Linked DNA regions of Homo sapiens: region 2 is linked to region 1. A link is a contact called in ENCODE Hi-C or POLR2A ChIA-PET data. All regions are on one chromosome and are shown on one strand. The core of a region is the stretch at or near the end of the contact, and the rest is flanking DNA. Distances in the headings are between cores, read along the strand shown. Region 1 overlaps SRGAP1 (SLIT-ROBO Rho GTPase activating protein 1). Region 2 overlaps SRGAP1 (SLIT-ROBO Rho GTPase activating protein 1).

Region 1 (6,447 bases), core at 320-2,819:
GTGTTAAAAACCTTTGATGTATATCTAATTTATTCTCTTAGAAATGATATATGTAATTTGAATTTTAATAAATTTAGGAATATATAGAACATAACAATTTCATAATGTATTAAAATTTACAGAATGAATCCTCAATTATTACACATTTTGGCTATATTATTGTTACAAAAAAGTTTGTGTACAAAATTGTGTCATATTTCCTAGGACAAATTTTCAGAAATAGAATTGCAGCATTAGAGAATATGCACATTTTTGAGACTTAGTAATATATTGCCAATTTTATACTCAGCTAATTAAAATAAACTGATCTATTGTGTTATCTCTGAAAGTATTTCAGACAACATAGGTGCTTAATAAATATTTTCTTAAATAATAAACAAGCTATTCATTATTTTTATAACGGTACCTATAAATCGGTATGTAATCTCTGTATTCTTAGGTACAGGAGAGTAACAGTCACAGATTTCAGAGTCACAGATTTTATCTGAAAATCATAATTTTTCCAATATAATTTCAGTATGCTTTCATATGTCAGACATCCGGGTGAATTCGAAAACCTGTGTATTTTGAGCACAATTATGCTCCTTAAAAGAAACAACACATGTAAGGTGTGATGACTCCAATGCAAAGGATGTATCGAGGAGCACACCCGAACTCGGCACCCAGTGCTAAGCATTTGTGGCAGTACTTTATTATAAATGATGTCAAATTCTCATCCCCAGAAGACAGACTTCATTTCATATGGAAATAACCACGTTACTCAGAGCCAATTTTATAACTAAGGTCTAAGAAGTTGAGAATAATGCAATGTTTTCAAGTAATGAATTTGATTTTTCTCATTTCAAGAGATGAGTTTTTAAATAGTTTGAGACCTGGAAGCATCACTGGAACAAATATATTTATTTAGGTTAATCCATATGAAATTGATGTTTCTGTAGGTTATTAAAAAGGTGGAAAATCAGCATTTTCTTATGGTTCAACTTAACACATGTTCTCAAGATGACTATTTTGAAGGGTAAAACATGGGGTTAACGAAGAACCTTTACTTATTTTCATAAAATCTGATGATGGCTTTCCTTAAAAATGTAAGCTGGTAAATCATGTTAAAGGCATTACAGAGCCAGAACAAAGTAAGGGCTAAAATATAAAGCACTGGCAGCTTTTTCTGAGCCGTGTGTAATTGGAAAGTTGTCTGTTTTTAGTAATTATTGAACCTGTCTGGGAGAAGTTTGGTTGGCTACTCCAGTTTAAAAGCAAAATAAAATAGCAGTAGGAAGCAGCTGAGCAGCTGGGAAATGAAAAGGGAGTCACCCCGCAGCTGGGCAAACAGCAAAAGGTCAACGAATCTACACACACCTTGCATTTCTTTCTAGGCTTGGCTCTTGTTATTCCCTGCCTGAAGCAAACCCACATACTATTATATTTGGGTCTTGGTTCCAGTTATATCTTAAAATGAGAGGGTGTACACACACACACACACACACACACACACACACGTTGCTCAGCTGTCTGTATTCTTGCTAATAGGAGTGAGGAAATGAGAACATGTGACTCTCATTACACTTGGATGAAAAGGCACCTCAGGCCACCCCGAGTATCTGAGAAATATTTCTTTTAAATAAATTATCGCAAAGAAAAAATCTGAACTTCTGACTCTTGCTTGACTTGGACACTGAGGACTAGTATAAACAGGTAGTTTGCACAAACTAAGCCTGAGAGAAAGGATACTGCGCTGACTGCCAGCAGGGTGTTCCTTACTGACTAGTGTGGGTTAAAAGGAAAACATTTGAGTCTGACCTAACGCTGGAAAGAAAAGAGTGTATCTCATCATAATGTGGTTCAGCACAATAGCTGAGTATTCTCTACCTAGTTCGGTGGTAATTTCCGGAAAGCAAATTTCTTTGTTGAGTTTTCCAATTTGTCTTAGGGTTTCCACTATTCACTAAAATGTTAACAGTTACAGTGAATGAATTTTAAAAGTTGGGGAGATAAACGCTAAAAGCTTTTTCGAGAACTCTAATTGCAGATAATGAATGCAAGTACAAACTGCATTATTTAAAATGTAAGCTGTTGACAGAAGTCAAATGTATTTTGTGTTTAAAATAACAGACAGTTCTCTTTCTTTTTCAGAGAAGTAAAGGAAAGCTTTTATTTTTTACAGGTGCATTTTGAATACATACTGCAAAGAAAATAACAGCTTCTCCACCAGCTTAATGCAAACACAAGCCTTTGCATACCAAATGACCTGACAGGCATATAGCCATGTAAATGTACTCCCATAGCATATTTTCCTGTTTGAATTCTTCTCTACTAAAACTTCATGCATAATTCTCCATTCAATACACCTAATTTATCTTTCTTGCTCCATTTTTCCTCAACTGCTGAAAAAATAGTCAAGTAGAAAACGACCCACGTCATGAATTTCCTTAGGAGATTGGGATATCCTATATGATAACTTGCACAGAAGTTAATATTTTTTTCTTACTGACATGGCCATATCATGTATCTGACACTACTCTTATAGTTTAAATCAAAATAATAAAAATACCTGTAGCAAATTTAATGCTTCGTGTTAAGAAATCACTATATATCTGAAAACTATATGTGTTGGAGAGATCAATAGATTAATGATATAGTTTCTACTTTTTGACTACTGGCTCAAAAGTTAGAAGACACGGATCCCAGGAATGGATCTACAATTACTAGGTGTCGGGAAATTATTTAATGCCTCTTGATTACTTTACAAGGTCGTCATGGATGCCAAATTGTGTGTCCCTGTGTGTGTATTTTTTTAATTTAAATTTTATTGAGTATTTACTATATATATCTATGTATACAATATATACAGATATGTACATATATACGTATAATTTACTTTAGCAAGCATTATATAATGCTCACTATGTGCTAGACATACTTTTCAGCATTTTACGAATAACATATTTAATCCTTCTAGAAACTCTTATGAAATAAGTACCTTTATTCTTCCCTTTATGTTGATGAAAAAACTGAGGCAAAGAGAGGTTATGTAACTTGTCCAAGGTCACACAGCTGGCACAGCAATGGTGGGAACCCAGACAGCCTGGCTTCAGATGAGGTGTTTGGGACTGCTACGCCATAACCTTTGGAAAGTCTAAAGTATCATACAATTGGAAGGCCTCTTTATCTAAGGGATACAGTCACTCTTAGTTATATGTAGGAATAGAGGAAAAGAGAGGATGAAAGATATTTATGTATTCAACATGTGCTTGGTGCTTACCACCCATAACCCACTGATGGGTGTGAAAAGAAATACTTGGTTTCCATCTTCTAAGAGTTTAAAATTTTGGAGACTAAAAAATGGGCCTTTGATATTCTGATGGGCACAGATGAAGGGAGGGCATCCAGGCTAGAAAGATGGTACAAGCAAAGTTCTAATAAGGCAGGGATGCGGGAAAGCACACAGGTGAGGTGGGCATGAGCAGACCAAGATGGCAGAGAAGGGGTCCAGGGAAGAACTTGGAAAGTAGATGGTTGGGTAACAAGCTGAAGGATAAGATTAGATAAGTTGGCATGGGCCAAAGAGTCTTGAAACCCCCACTAAGAAGGGCATAATGTATTCTATAGGTGTTGGTGAATCCACAGTGTTGCAGACAGTATGGTCAAAGCAGTGTCTTAGTAATAACATGGTGGAGATATGCAGGATGGCTTGGGGTGACTTCATTTAGTACGGAGGAAGAGGGAATGGACAATAAGAAAAAGAATCCACGATGACAGTTATAAGGCCTTTTCCCTGTTACCATTCTCTTTGACCTTTTCTTAAACTTGACATGATTCCCTCTACCATGGAGTTCAATGCTATCAGACTGGTCCCAACACCCATCCAAGCAGCAATTTGTGTACCACTCTGAGTCAGTCACTCACGGCTCCCTCCCCAGAATTTATATGTTCCTGCCTCTGCAGCTTCTCCCAAGCAAGTCCCTGAGCTGCTGTCCCCCAGCACCTCCTCCTTTTGACATTTGACCCATTCTCCATGGCAAGCTTAAATCTCACCTATGGCTAAGTGTTCCCTGGCTTCTCAGCCAGAGGGATCTTATTCTTCTGATTGCCAAGACAAGTATTGTCTTTCAAGACAGCTCTTCATTCAGAGTCTTCAGCACATAGCACTTTAGCTATATGTCACAGATCTCTGTGTACCACCCAGATTGTGGACTGTCCTGTAAGAAGAGCCAGGGTACCAGTCATGTTTATGTACCTTCAGATTCTTAAAACTGTCTCATATACAGTATGAGTAAAATAGGTGAGAATCAAATGAAGGATAAGAACCCATTTTATAGTAAGCTTGTCCATCCATTTATTCACTTAACAAATATTTATTAAACATCTACAATGCATCTGGCATTGTTCTTTTCTATCCTCGGCTTCCAAAATAGCACCAGCAATAAATACCTGGGATTGGACTAATGGGATGACAAATAGTTCTAAGTCATTTGTGAAATATGGTTAGTGTTGGAATTTATGGCCTCTCAGAAAAGAAATGATGTGGTGGTTTGGCAGGGAAGGGAGATGAAAAACAGTATGTTAGTGACAATATTTCCTAACTCTATATAGCCTGCTGCTTCACTAAATCCATTAATCACTAAAAGCTCTTCTGAGAAACTACATTCTTTGGGTTTCTTATCAACTACCTAAGATAAAGATCTATTTTCTACAATCAATACATAAGAGGACTCTAACTGTAGCTGAATTTCTGCAAGTGCCAGACTAACCAAACCACTGGGGTAATACCACAGCCTTGGAAGCCCACGCCCATTGTTTCCCAGGAAACTCTCAGGTGCGTGGGGAAAGCCACCAGGGCCACCTTCAGCTGAACCCCAGGAACCTAACACAGCCACAGTACCTCCCTCCAGGTCACAGCCTCTCTTTGGGCAAGCTGTCTCTCTGGCGGCTTGAGACAGTGGTAGTGGGCAGGAATTCCCTCAAAAAGAGCACTCAGGACACGTGTGCCATGATCTTTACATCTGCAATCTCCAGTCTTCTTGCTCTTTAGTATACCTGGCCAAACCCGCTGATGAACACAGACTCTGGAACCAGGAAGACCTGGATTTGAGTTCCAGTGCCATCAATTCTTAAGTGGGCAAGTTTCCTAATGCCCCTGAGCTCCAGTTCCTTCGAGGTAAAATGGGGATGAAATGACAGAATGTAAGCACACAGCACGGTGGGTAGTTATGATTCTTGACAGTGTCTAAGGTATGATGTAGAAGTAACAGTGCAGGCTTTGGGCCTTCATATCCAGGCTCTAAGCAGATAGGTGCAGGCCACTGTCTCCCAAAGGCAAAGCAGCAGAGAGAACTGAGGTACAATAAAAGCAGACCAACAGATGCCTTTTTGCTATTTCATGTTGAGAACTGGGCTAGCACAAACCTCATAAAAACTAAAACAATATATCAGTAAGGATGGCCTTGGAGGCGACTGCAAAGACACACATTTATAAAACACTCCTGAATTCACACTTTGGAAATGCTTTTGGCCTGTCTACACACACCTCTTATAATTAGCGCCTTTTTCAATGTATGGTGACAGTTACTCTAGAATCAGGTAGACATTAGCCCAGGTTTCAGGGTGCAATGTATACTGATTTTATTTATTCATCCACCAAACAGCTACTGAGTGTCTGAATACCAGACACTGTGCTAGGCCTTGAGACTAGAGATGAAAGACATAATCTCTCCCCAGTAGGGGTGACACAAAGGCCAGCCTACTCTTACTGCACTACAAATAGGAAGTGGATATATGCAGAGGTGGGAGAGGGGCAGTTGCTGGACTTCAGGGTAGGCTGAGTGAGAATTAGGTAGAGAAAAATTCCCAGGCTTCTTTGTAATCAGCTTATATTTAAGTCTGGAAGCCCATTTAGGGAGAGAAAAAAATGGATAATATATTTCATTTATATAAAGGATATAAAGGCATGAGAAGCCAGCCCTTAACATACACCTACAATGGATGTCTCTGTTTCTCAGTTCCCATCCCATCCCCCACCTCCCACTTAAGGCCTGCAAGTGAAACCAGAAAGTTTTTTTTCTTTTCTTTTTTTTTTTTTTTTCTTGTTCCCAGCATCAGGGCTGAAAGAGTTGCTGATCCCTGAGGTCATGAGTGGCCAGCAGGACTGTTACAATGATAAACTTTCACAAACCCACCTTCTCTCCCTGGGCCAATGTGGCTCTTCATAAATCAGTGAAAGCAAAGTTTACAAAACTTCAATTACACTTGCAAAGCAGCATTTATAGGACAATTCAGTTTGAGTAGTAGCATACTCATGGTTAAGAGCTCCGACTCATGAGACAGACTGCCTGGGTTCAAATCCTGCCTCTGCCCTTACTTGCTGTGAGGTCTTTGGCAAGTAACCTAACCTTTCTGTGCCTCAATTTCCTTACTGTAAAATCAGAATTACAATATTACTCACTGCCTAAG
Region 2 (6,447 bases), core at 2,616-5,115, 44 kb before region 1:
GCCGGTTTAACTTAGGTTTTTGTTACTGTCTCTGCCTATTAAAGAGCTTTACAATTCCAGAGGGAAACAAAAATAAGCTAGAACATACCTAGTCTTGTAAGAAGCCCAAACATTTCATGTTGCTATGCTTTGTCAAGCCAAAACTATCTCCCGTATTCATTAACAAAATGTTAATTCTTTCAGCATTGAAATGGTTGCTTCTTGTTAAAGAGAAAGTAAAATACGCTATAAGTTATGATAAAATATTTTCCTACCTTGTAGTCATATATTCAGCTCTATGACCTGCAGGAAAAAAATTTAAAGTAAGTAAACTGAAAGGAATCAGCAGAGTGTATGTGGTACTCTTTTGTATCTCCTATCCGGTATTTTAAAACACTGAGTTTGTAATAACTTACACGTTTTTATGGCAGAAAACATGAGGATAGCATATGAAGATAGACACATAATTCAGTGTAAACATTTCATAAAATCTATACATAAAATTTAATAAATTCTATAGATTTGAGAATCATGTTTCACTTGGCAATTTGAGGCTGTGTTTTTTTTTTTTTTTTTTTTCAGAAAAGAAACAAGAATAGCTGCTTGATCATAACTGTAAGCCCAAAAATGAAATACAAATAAGACATATCCAAGATTTAGATGTTAGTTATTCTCTCTGTTTTGACTGACACTTGTTAGCGAGAAGGATGGGTTCAAATACAGTTGGGAGGGTTCAATTTTCCTTAGACTAAGTTGGTGTTCTTTCTATAATATGAATCAGGGGACTGGAGAGAAGCTGTATTCTGTAATCAGAAATGACATTTGCGAATATTAAAGTACAAGGACATTAAATGATACTACATTCCACCAACTTGTAAGCTAAAAGCCTTTCACAGAGTTCTCTGTCCATTAAAACATCAACTTCTTATACATTTGGGTTTCTTGACTTGTTTTAAGTAACAGGGCTGAATTTTTGTAGGGCTCCGACAATCTGCAATAATTTCAAGTTTGCATGTGTTTATCGGTTGCTTTGTACATTTAGGGCGGAGTAGTGGGAAGGAATGTGGGAAACATTGAACCATTCAGCTGGTTTGTTTGCAAAATAATGACATGGTCCTGAAACAGCTTGAAAATATAGCTGGCAGGGGATGGTCACGTTGCAGCACAAACAGCTAAGCTCAGCCTATCATATCATAATGCAGTGATTCAGATTTCTAGGGCAAGGCCAACATGACAATGGTAAAGAAAGCTGGCTTGTTGGGAATGGTGAACCAACACTTCCAGGCTGCAGTAGAGCCTTTGACTCTATTATCTCCTCTTGAATAACAAATAACATAAAGGATTTGGTTAATATCTATTGATTAAATAGGGTGAAACAGTTAAAATCTGAGACTACCTTTCTTCACATAGGGCCAGGCCACAGTAAAAATGTTGGCAGAATGAGTTCATGGACATGACTTGAAGTGGGGATGAAGGGAAGGGAAGAATCTCCTCTTCCTCCTCTTCCCAGTTCTACTTATTTAAGTTATAAGTCCCTTCCTTTTGCTGGCCTTCTGCTACCTTGGAGGAGAAGAAAAAGGTGAAGGTGTACATAGAACTTCAGAATAATTTATAGCTATTCATGAATGGGAGTGAAGGTCTACTGAGAAGTAGAGTGGGCAGATGGTGAGCTGACTGTGGTATGTGGTGCCTTATGGGATATCCTAATGGCAGTGTTCGGCAGCAAGCTGGCTATACAGGGTTAGAGCACAGAGAAAAGACAGGGCTGGAGATAAAGATGTGAGAGTCACCACCATTTAGGTTGTGTTGGGTCCATACGAGCCACGTAAGATCACCCAGTGTGAGGCAGTAGAATGTGCAAAGGGTTGAGGGTAGAGAAACTGTCTGGCTTGTGTTGTATTATGTTGTTATGTTGCATACTTTATGACAGCATTAAGTCTAATTAGGTATGATGCAATATATATTAGTAACAACAATAAAAACAGCAATGATGTCTAATATTTATTAGACACCATTATAAGCACTTTATATTACATATATTAACTCACAATTTTCACAACGACTTTATGAGGTAGCTTCTATTGTTATCCTTATTTTACAGAAAAGACTGAGCATATAGAAAAGTGACTTGCCCAAGGTCACGCTATTAGTATGGGGTGGGTGTGGCACTCAGGTCCAAGTTTGTTTTAATCCCAGTCCTGAGATCCCAGGAACTATAATGTACTAGCTCCCAAGCACTATAATGTACCACCTTTAAAAACGTAAGTCTTTTTTCCTGGCAAATACTTTGAAAGATCCTAGAAGAAAGGTAGGTATTATGGCTTACAATTCTGTCTGCCTCATATGCCTAAAGCCAAATACAAAATACTGAATATTTAAATAAATTTAATAAATTCTATAAATATGTACATTATTAAATTAATATCTATAAATGTAAATTTAATAACATAGGTAATCACTTTCAAGTGATTCAATAATGATGCCAATGAGAATTCCTTAGAAATGAAATGTGTTATAACTTTGAAATTCTGCTATTTTTGTAACAATATCCTAACAAATTATTCCCTAGATTTAGAAAATGATATGTAAAATGCTTAAAATTATTTTGCTCCATCCATCCATAGTTAATAGTATGAGATAAAAAATTAAAAACCTATAAAAGATACATTTTGAATAATGAACCAAGAGCGTGCTTTGCAAGAACTATGATTCACAGTATAACCACACTACCACATCCATCGTTTTTTCAGCTAATAGTCCTGAGTGTGTCTCAACTGATGAATGAGGTTTTATTTTTTAATCAGTATCATCATTAATAGATCAATAACACACAAGCTTAGAAGACTCTTCTTCCCAGAGAAATGTGAAAGCTTCCAGCAGTCTGAGGATTAGATTTCAATCATTTTCTTTGGAAAGCTACTTAATTATTAAAAACAACGGACCACTCCTTCCCCTCGCCACACCCCCCAACATATAAGCCATTTTGAAGGAAAAAAATAACCCAGGCTTAACTTGTTCTTGGTTCAAACATTTTTTTTCAGCTACTCTTAAATTTCACTCGAGAATTATGAAGTGAATTATTTTTCACACCTAAATGCATTTTATCTCCTACATATAGTTAATGGGATAACCAAAATACAGTTTGGTGGCAATTTGATATTTTAAAAAAGGAGATAAAATACTTAAAATGTGTATGGCTCAAATGAGACACAGGCATCCTGGATTTGCTCCCTAATGAATGACTGATGAGAACTCCTGGCATTACTTTCCAGTCCTTTTTCTTCCTTAAGAATACCAACTACTGCAGTGCTTTTCTAAAAAACCATAATTACTCACATTCAGCTTCCCTTTTGAAAGTATACTTGTACTCCTACTCAAAGACAGACAATGGATTGTATGAGGATAATCTATTAAATTCCTTTGTCAGAAACCTTATGCCCAGGGCAAGAAGCAATAAAATATGGAGCTCAGCTCCTAGTATCAGATTTTTTATTTAGCAAAATCGCACTGATATTTGCACCCCCTTAACTCCAAATGCTGCACACAAAGAAGCCAATGTGAACATTAAGGCTCATTACTGAAAAAGAAAAAAAAAATCAGTGCCTCAGTTTTATAGATGTATATCTCATTTACTGTGGTCAATTTAACTTCTATGATTTAAAAACAAATGACATCACAAAAAGATACAATGGTGTTGCTGAGGGATGAAGAAAATGATAATAATGAGTTTGGTCTTAACAACTCATTGCGTGCTTCTTTCTATTTCAGTAGTTTTCAAAGATTTGGAATTCTGAATTTTGACAGTGCCACTTTAAGAGCCCAATCTAGTTGCTTCACAATGTTGTAAATCAAAGAACTTACTGGGCCATTGGCAGCCTACCAAAAAGCGAGCAGTAAGGCAGGCCAAACACATGTCTGTAGTTACAGATTCAGCTGTGTACGAGCAACTGCTAAATCTTCGGGTTAGGCTCTATTTGTTTTACTATGAAGGCAGTTTTTGCAGCGGTGAGTCTAGTATACTTCAGAGAGGTGATTTCTATATAAAAAGTCAGGACTGTCCCCAAACATAACCATTGAATCCTGTATTAGTAACCCTATCACACCAAATCTGGACTCAGATTCCTCCATAAGAGCTCACCATGGGATTACTTCACTATGTGATGGGCGCCATTAACTCTCCTGGTCTCCTTTGATGTAGCCTATTAACATGAAGAGGGCTTGCACAGAAAGCCAGCAGGCTTATAATGGTTGAGTTAAAAGGTGGGGCATGTCTCCCATGCTCAGCTTTTCTCTGGGCAAATTTGTCAGTGTCATATCCAGGCAGTGACCAGCAATTGGTGTGCCACCCAGCCTGCAAAAGGGGCAGGGCTAGGAAGCAGAGATGTCTGCAACCAGTGGGCAGAGGCTAGTGTGCCTGCTGCTGATGGATGAAAGCTATCCAGTTTCTTCTGCAGCATAAATGGAGTCCTGTGAAGGTTTTATACACGTCAGCACAGCTTGTGTCCCTGGTATACCAGAGCCCGTTGAAAAAAATTCCAAGATAAAGAAATCCTGAGCTGGGCACGGTGGCCCATGCCTGTAATCTCAGCACTTTGGGAGGCTAAGGTGGGTGGATCCTGAGGTCAGGAGTTCGAGACCAGCCTGGCCAACATGGTGAGACCCCTGTCTCTACTAAAAATACAAAATTAGCTGGGCGTGGTGGCAAATGCCTGTAATCCCAGCTACTCAGCAGGCAAGGCTGGAGAATCACTTAAACCTGGGAGGTGGAGGTTGCAGTGAGCTTAGATTGCACCACTGCACTCCAGCCTGGGCGATGACAGTGAAACTCCATTTCAAAAAAAAAAAAAAAGAAAATTCTGGCTTGCAGTTCACAAAGTATAATACAGATTTATGCAGTTCAGCAGCTAAAGACGGAATTTGGCATGTGGACTCAATAAATTGGCTAGAATATAGCCCCATCCAATAATGACATGTAGAAGAATATTAACCATTGGGGCTTTCTCTCTAGGAGACACAAGAGAATCCATGTTGAATAGGTACCATAAAAGTTTCAGAATGTGGCCCCAAGCATATTAACACATGTGTCTGCAAGCAGTGCCAAGAATGAATTCCCCCACTACTTCATGCTCTCAAACACAATTTCTAAAGTGGTATCCATCCTCATAGGGTAGGACTTTGTGCCTATAAGCGTTCATCTACACTTAGGATAATTTATGCTTTGGGCCTGGCAACTGACCTTGAGGGCATCACTTGAAATATCAGGCATTTGTGAAAAATTGAAAAAAAAAAAAAAAAAAAAAGACCTTACATGACACTGTGAGGGAAAAAAGAAAAAACAGGACACAATTATAAGAAAACTATTCAAAGATAAAAAGACTTTTTTTTTTTTTTAAAGTTCAAACCTACAGAAGAGTTAAAAGAGCAGTACAGGAAGTATCCTTATCCCCTTCATGTAGATTTTCCGGCTGTTAATGTTTGCCACATTGACTGTACCTTCTTTCTCTCTCCCTCTTTTTTTTTTTAGAACCATTTGAAGGTAAGTTGCAGACATCATGACACTTTAGCAAGCATTTCTTAAGAATAAGAATGTTCTTCTTTATAATCACAATACCATTATCATATCTAGGAAAATTAACACTAATTCAATAATATTATTTAATATACAGTCTGTATTTCAACTTCCCTAATTGTTCTTAAAATGTCTTTCATAACTTTTGCTTTTTGATTCAGTATCTAATTTAATCTAGTGTGTGAAGGTTCATACATTGTATTTGGTTATTTTATTTTTTAATGACACTTTTTAGTAGTTTGCGTTGTTTTTTTTTTTTCCTTCTAGGTGTAATTGGCCTTTTCATCCTAACTGTGTCAGACATGGTTCTTAGGTCATGATAACCTTTCTCCATGTGGTCATTCCCTGAGGATGATGAGTTCTTTGGTGGAAACCAGGAGATAAGGTGATAGAAACTTTATGGTTAAGGAAGGTTCCAGAATTGTGGGAGGCAAGAATTTAGGTCTAAGAGGCGCAATCTCTTTTTTGACCTGAGTTACTCACACAACTCAGTCCTCTCATTTCCCACTCCCTTCCACATTCTCTTTTACTTTTTCTAACTTCTGGCAGGGTCTAGTGTGAATAAAAGATAAAGTTACAGACTATGAAGCACTTAAGACAGGAACTTGGCTTGTATTTATTTTTTTCCTTTTAAATTTCATAAAGACAAAGAGAAACATTAACATTTATACAGTCCCCTTTGCCTGTATTCTCATGCCTCCCCTCAGTTTCCTCATTTGTAAAAACGGAGAAATTATTAGTGCACAGTAAAATATACAACTCAGAACAAAGCCTGGCACAGAGAAAGCCTTTCAAGTGTTAGCTGTTGCTGTTGTTTTGTTACTATTATTAGACATAGCAATCTACTTATACTTTAAGATTGTTTCTCAACTACAGCCAATGCCTGCTGAAAGAAAAAA

Evidence for each region. Hi-C counts contacts between places; a loop is a spot of excess contacts on that map. ChIA-PET counts read pairs that join two places held with the same protein, here RNA polymerase II (POLR2A). Pooled maps may share reads with other maps.
Region 2: a loop to region 1 is called in a map of prostate gland, with 2.8 times the contacts of the local background. The contact joins two enhancer-like sites. A Hi-C loop is called at or near these places in 3 of 168 maps with a recorded cell type or tissue (A673, esophagus muscularis mucosa and prostate gland) and 4 of 50 pooled maps. POLR2A ChIA-PET finds 5 or more read pairs at or near these places in 5 of 52 experiments (AG04450, IMR-90, MCF 10A and 2 more).

The regions. Positions count from the first base shown.
Region 1 is chr12:64,034,678-64,041,124 of GRCh38, reverse strand. All of the region lies in intron 4 of SRGAP1 (SLIT-ROBO Rho GTPase activating protein 1), which reads right to left. Among named protein-coding and RNA genes, the nearest start is that of KICS2, 180 kb to the left of the region's middle. Within about 2 kb of position 1,569, at least 5 of the 41 ENCODE cell types and tissues checked have a DNase peak (open chromatin) inside an H3K27ac peak, as active enhancers do.
Region 2 is chr12:64,080,834-64,087,280 of GRCh38, reverse strand. It overlaps SRGAP1 (SLIT-ROBO Rho GTPase activating protein 1), which reads right to left. Exons shown (of 22, transcript NM_020762.4): 11 at 255-282. Among named protein-coding and RNA genes, the nearest start is that of KICS2, 140 kb to the left of the region's middle. Within about 2 kb of position 3,865, at least 23 of the 41 ENCODE cell types and tissues checked have a DNase peak (open chromatin) inside an H3K27ac peak, as active enhancers do.